Linked DNA regions of Homo sapiens: region 1 is linked to region 2. A link is a loop called in an ENCODE intact Hi-C map of the cell type or tissue named here. Cell type or tissue: natural killer cell. All regions are shown on one strand. Each heading gives the region's core, and the rest is flanking DNA. Links, peaks and the distances in the headings are about the cores only.

What was found. Peaks named below come from ENCODE experiments on the same cell type or tissue, not always from the same donor. Only the 100,000 strongest peaks of a DNase experiment are listed, where the experiment ranks them.
Region 1: a loop joins it to region 2, with 7 times the contacts of the local background. A loop is called at or near these places in 1 of 110 quality-filtered maps.

What each region holds. Positions count from the first base shown.
Region 1 is chr1:91,548,286-91,551,102 of GRCh38, reverse strand. All of the region lies in intron 3 of LOC102723436 (a long non-coding RNA gene), which reads left to right. Among named protein-coding and RNA genes, the nearest start is that of CDC7, 49 kb to the right of the region's middle. In natural killer cell, for the core only: no CTCF peak of the experiment used is centred there; DNase peaks (open chromatin) are centred at 1,572 and 1,892; H3K4me3 peaks cover 263 bases; H3K27ac peaks cover 2,500 bases.
Region 2 is chr1:92,315,237-92,318,053 of GRCh38, reverse strand. The region is part of intron 6 of RPAP2 (RNA polymerase II associated protein 2); the gene reads right to left. It also overlaps a transcript of GLMN not described here. Among named protein-coding and RNA genes, the nearest start is that of RPAP2, 18 kb to the right of the region's middle. RefSeq lists a silencer at 1-162. In natural killer cell, for the core only: no CTCF peak of the experiment used is centred there; DNase peaks (open chromatin) are centred at 1,803 and 2,143; H3K27ac peaks cover 2,500 bases.

The DNA of each region.
Region 1 (2,817 bases), core at 29-2,528, 770 kb after region 2:
TTGGCCATAAAGGTCAAGTACTGCTGGTCACAAAACAAGGAGGATTCTTCAGAGAAACTGAGGGACTCACATAATAGTTCTAGTAACAATTACAACAACTAACATTTATTTAGTGCTTACTATGCGCCAGGCACTCTGCCAAGTGCTTATCATATATCATCTCATTTAATTCCTTGGAACATGTGCCGCTGGGGGCCATATTAGTAATTTCTATCTACCTGTCAGGAAACTGAGGTTAATTACTGCATTAGTCCATTCTAATATTGCTATAAAGAAATATCTGAGACTGGGTAATTTATAAAGAAAAAATGTTTAATTGGCTCATGGTTCTGCAGGCTGTACAGGAAGCATGATGCTGGCATCTGCTCGGCTTCTGGGGAGGCCTCAGGTAACTTACAATCATGGCTGAAGGAAAAGGGGAAGCAGACCTGTCTTACATGGTGGGAGCAGGAGCAAGAGAGAGAGAAGGGGGGAGATGCTGTACGCTTGTAAACAACCAGAACTTGTGAGAACTCACTCACTATCATGAGAACAGCACCAGGAGATTGTGCTAAATCATTCATGAAGGACCACCCCCATGATCCAATCACCTCCCACCAGGCCCCACTTCCAACACTGGGGATTACATCGCGACATGAGATTTGGTGGGGACAGATCCAAACCATATCAATTATCTTGCCTGAGTACAGACAGGTTTTCCTGACTCTAAAATTCAAGCTATTAACCGCAGTCTCTCCAACTTTAACATTCAAATTTCCCATTGTGAATGTCTGAAAAATGCTTACAGTTCTTTTTTTATTATTATTATACTTTAAGTTTTAGGGTACATGTGCACAACGTGCAGGTTTGTCACATATATATACATGTGTCATGTTGGTGTGCTGCACCCATTAACTCGTCATTTAACATTAGGTGTATCTCCTAATGCTATCCCTCCCCTGTACCCCCAATGCTTACAGTTCTAGAGTGACCAAAAAAAAAAAGTGAAATAAGAAAACATATAGATATATTTTATTTGAATCATTTTATAATAAAGAAGATGAAAATGTTCAATTCAGGAGACAGTATGTGGTATAGTGGAAAAAGTAAAGTGTGCCAAAGTCTCTGTGCCCTGTATCCTGCCATAACCATTCGTATGATTCCAATTCCCTCACTCACCTTCTGTCTCAGTTTGCTGATCTATAAAATGGAATGAATCCCTACCATATATTTTGCAGTCCCGAGAAATGTTTCTGAAAGGCCTAACAAATGAAGGATTCTAATTTAGGTGGTCTAAACAGTTTTAATACATTTTAGGACTTTATTTCACCGTGGCCCACCCAGTCACAGAAAAGAGAAATGCCACAGTATAATCCTCATCTGTGCCACAAGAAACTTAAGTCAGTCTCTGTGGCCTATATTATATTTTTTCTCTGGCCTATATTATACTTTTCCTCTGGCCTATATTATACTTTTTCTCTTAAGAGGAATAGAAAAGGGAAAATCTTATGTTTATGCTGAGGAGGCAGTGTGAAGTAGCTTGAAGGAAGGGTGTGTTCTCACCTCAGGTTCTCACCTCACAGCCATTGTGGGAGGCAGCTGGTATAGTGTGGCAGTCTGTAAAACATCAGGAGAGCTGAGGTTGTGCCACATCCATCTACTTAAATTCCTTCAACGTTTTTATTACTGCTGTGTAAATTATAAAGCTTCAGGATGTGTGTGTGTGTTTTCTAGGTAGAAAGCTTGGATCAACTTTACATGTATTATACTCAGACAAGATGAAGAAGGGATTCTTGGTCTGGCTGGCTGCCCCTAAGAGGCAGGGATAAATTAGGGAGGGCCTCAGATGTAGGGTGGGGGCTGGGGGATCTGTGAGGAAGGAAGATGTGGTGCCCAGAGGTACTGAGAAACCTCAGGGCTGGGTTTGAGGTGGCTCTGTATTTGAAGGGTGGAGCCCAAGAGACGGCTCAAAACAACATCCTTCCTTCCTTCCACAAATGTTGATTGTGTGATACATACCAGGCACTGTCCTGAGCATTGGAGATACAGTGATGAAGAACAGTCTTTTACAGAGTGGTTTAAGACATTTTTGAGGCAATCAGACTTAGGCTTAAATCCTCCTGCCTGTGCCACCAATTAGCTATGACCCTGGGAAAATTATTTAAGTCTTTGAGCCATGGCTTCTTCAACTATGAAGTGGGGACAACCTGACAGTTATGACTGAGAAAAGTGAGATTATGCAAGTGAAGCATTTAGTGTCGTCTCTGGTGCAGTGAGGACTGAGTGAATGATGGATGTCCACACAATGCTGTAAACCCCATAAGGCAGGGATTGTGTCTTGGGTTCACCTTGAATCTTCAGCACTTACTGGTGTGCACAGCAGATGCTAAAAGAATTATCTGTTGAAGGTTTGACAGTTAATGGAAGAGTCAGATTAGAGGCTAGGGAGCAGGCTAAGGGTCTGGAACAGGATGCAAAGTCAAAAGCAGAAACAGGATGTAGCAACGGAATATTCATAGTAAGTAAGTTACTGGGCAGGGGGCCAGGGGAAGCCTCTTCAAGGGGTGGAGGGTGTGTAAAGGAGCATGCAATAAAGGCACAGGGTTGTGATAGGTACAGGGATCTCCCCCTCACACCAGACCCATGGGCTCATTAACACTCCCCCCTGCTCACCTAAACACACCCTGCCCCACTTCCAGCAACCACTAATGATTACGATAATAACAAAGGCAACTAGCAGGCAGGACAGACAGTTCAATTATTAGAAAGTTGTCTACGGTGAAAACTGGGGACAGAAAGATAGGCTCTTGAGACCATATTTCTAAATCAGGGGCCAGT
Region 2 (2,817 bases), core at 247-2,746:
GGCTAGAGATAGGAGGTCAAAATGAGGTCACAAAGCAGACTCAGGAGTGATAGCTGCAGATTGAGATAGAGGTTGTGGTCAGAGACGGGAAGCTCTTATTTCAAGATCTTGAAGGCAGAATAGTTCCAAACAAGAATGAGGTCCAAGTGTAGCTCAATCAAATGGTAATCAAAATATATAAACATTACTGTAAATTATGAATGCAATTTAAGACAGCTTTATGCAACATCTCCTGCTATACAACTTGTTATTTTTTGAGAATTAAAAGAAAATTGTATCTTTAAAGAAGGCAAGGGAAAAAGCATAAGGTAGGCATCACCTACCATATGCTAGGTGGATTTTTTAAATTGTGGTAAAATTTACCGTTTAATACATTTTTAGGTATATAGTTCAGTAGCATGAAGTATATTTACACTGTTGTGCAACTATCGCCACCATGCATCTCCAGCACTTTTTCATCTTCCCAAATTGTCTGCTAGATGGTTTTACACATTATTTCATTTAATCCTCACACAATTTACAACTCTATTTTTATTTTTATTTTTTTTGAGACAGAGTCTCACTGTTGCCTAGGCTGGAGTGCAGTGGCACAATCTCGGCTCACTGCAACCTCCGCCTCCCAGGTTGAAGCGATTGTCCTGCCTCAGCCTCCTGAGTAGCTGGGATTACAGGCACCCGCCACTACGCCCAGCTCATTTTTTGTATTTTTAGTAGAGATGGGGTTTCACCATGTTGGCCAGGCTGGTCTCGAATTCCTGACCTCATGATTCACCCGCCTCGGCCTCCCAAAATGCTGGGATTACAGTTGTGAGCCACCGCACCGAGCCTTCAACTCTATTTTTATAGATGAGGAAACCGAAGTTTTGAGAGGTTAAATGACTTCCTAAGATCACATAGCTAACAAGTAGTAAATCTAGGATTCGAATTAGGCCAAGCCCTTTCTATATCCTGTTGCCTCTATTTAGTGTTAGAAAAAGACCCAAAAAAGTTGCAAGGATACCACCTTTGCTTAATCCCTTTCACAGGAACTCAATATACTTTACAAACTATTTTCTTCTCCTTTGTGTAATTTTTCTAAGAACTAAACTCAACATTGTTTCTAGATCTTAACTATCTTAAAGGAACCTTAAATACCTTCCCTCATCCCCAATCTATAAAGAATGGTACCTGACACTGAAATAAACTAGATTCAAGATTCGATATAAAATTCCAGTTTGTTTTTGCTAGGTGCTGTTTTAGAAAGAATGAAGCACCAAGTTACATTGCTCTTTCTTTTCTGTCCTTTCTTAGATGAAATCCAAATTTCTTTCGTTTGAAGAGAAAGTGCCATTTCTCTTCCAGCTAAGTATTTTCTATTATCTTCCCACAATTTTTGTTGTCCTGAAGATAGTTGTGAAAGCTCAGTTTACAAAACAAAAATATGTAACCATCCTAGTTAAAGAATGCTTGTAAGCTGTTTCTTTATAAACATTTTCATCTTACTTTCACTAAGGTATAAATTAGATGATTGGTTTTCATTTTAGCAAAGTAAATCTAAAACTAGAAATAACTTATGCCAAAGAACTTAGTGGATATATGTACATATTTATATATATGTGCATATATATCACTTGGAATATGTATGTTATATGTAAACCAACAGAAGCAGCAGGTATGGTGAGAACTTTTCAAATCTATTTTGAGACATGTCAAACCCTGTTTCAGAAAGCTTTTATTCTGCATACCAAGCAACAGAGGTGGCTGTTCAGGAAGAGGTTATAGTTGTTCTGCAGAGGTTTTTGGCTTCCGCACCTCTGAGATTCTACTGTTTACTGCCAAGAAGCAACGTGTGAAATCCCCTACTCTGGACCAGATGATGGCGCTTTTAGCTCTGTCAGCATTAACCATTCACCCCAATTTCATCTTTAAAATCATAATTTGATTTTCCACATTTGTCCTTCTTAGATTTAAGATTTTAGATTACAATGCAGGAGACTTCCCACCTTCAAAGGCTTGTCAGAGCCTACATTTAGCCAAACAGGATTTATAACTGCAACTATATAATTACCTATGTGAGCACACTGTCTCAGAGCATCAAAACTCTATGTGGTCTGTTTCTGGCCACCAAGTGGGTGAAAAATTTCTAACTCACAAGATGAGAAGCATCACAGTGCGTCACGACCCAGACCATTCTAGGTCAATGTTTTGTCTCTAACAGGGTATCAGGAGACATTTTGTGAGAACCACTGTTAGTCTCCATGACATTACGGATCTACTCCAGATATTTTACATACCTTAAAGATGAGGAGCTAGAAAACCTCCAAGGCCCTTTCTGACTCCAAAACCTTATAAAAGTATGGAGGTAGAATTTATGAATTTGTCTAAATCTTAAATTTATTTAAACATCTATACCAATGAGGTAGTGAGCTTACTGTGATATAAAGATATTACTCTTATAAATTCTAAGGGATATTGTTTGGTTTTGGTATTATAAAATCTGGTAAATAAATTTACACAAGCATACCTTGTTTAACTGTGCTTTCCTTTACTGCGCTTTGCAAATACTGCATTTTTTACAAATTGAATGTTTGTGGTAACTGTGTCTGCCAGTCTGTCAGCACCATTTTTCCAACAAAATGTGTTCTCTGTGTCACAGTTTGGTAATTATCATATTTCAAACTTCATTATTATCTGTTATAGTAATATGTGGTAATTTTTGATGTTACTGTTGTAATTGCTTTGGGGTACCATGAACCAAGCCCACATAAAATGTCAAACTTAATTGATAAATGTGTGTGTTCTGACTGATCCACCAACCAGCTGTTCACCCATCTCGCT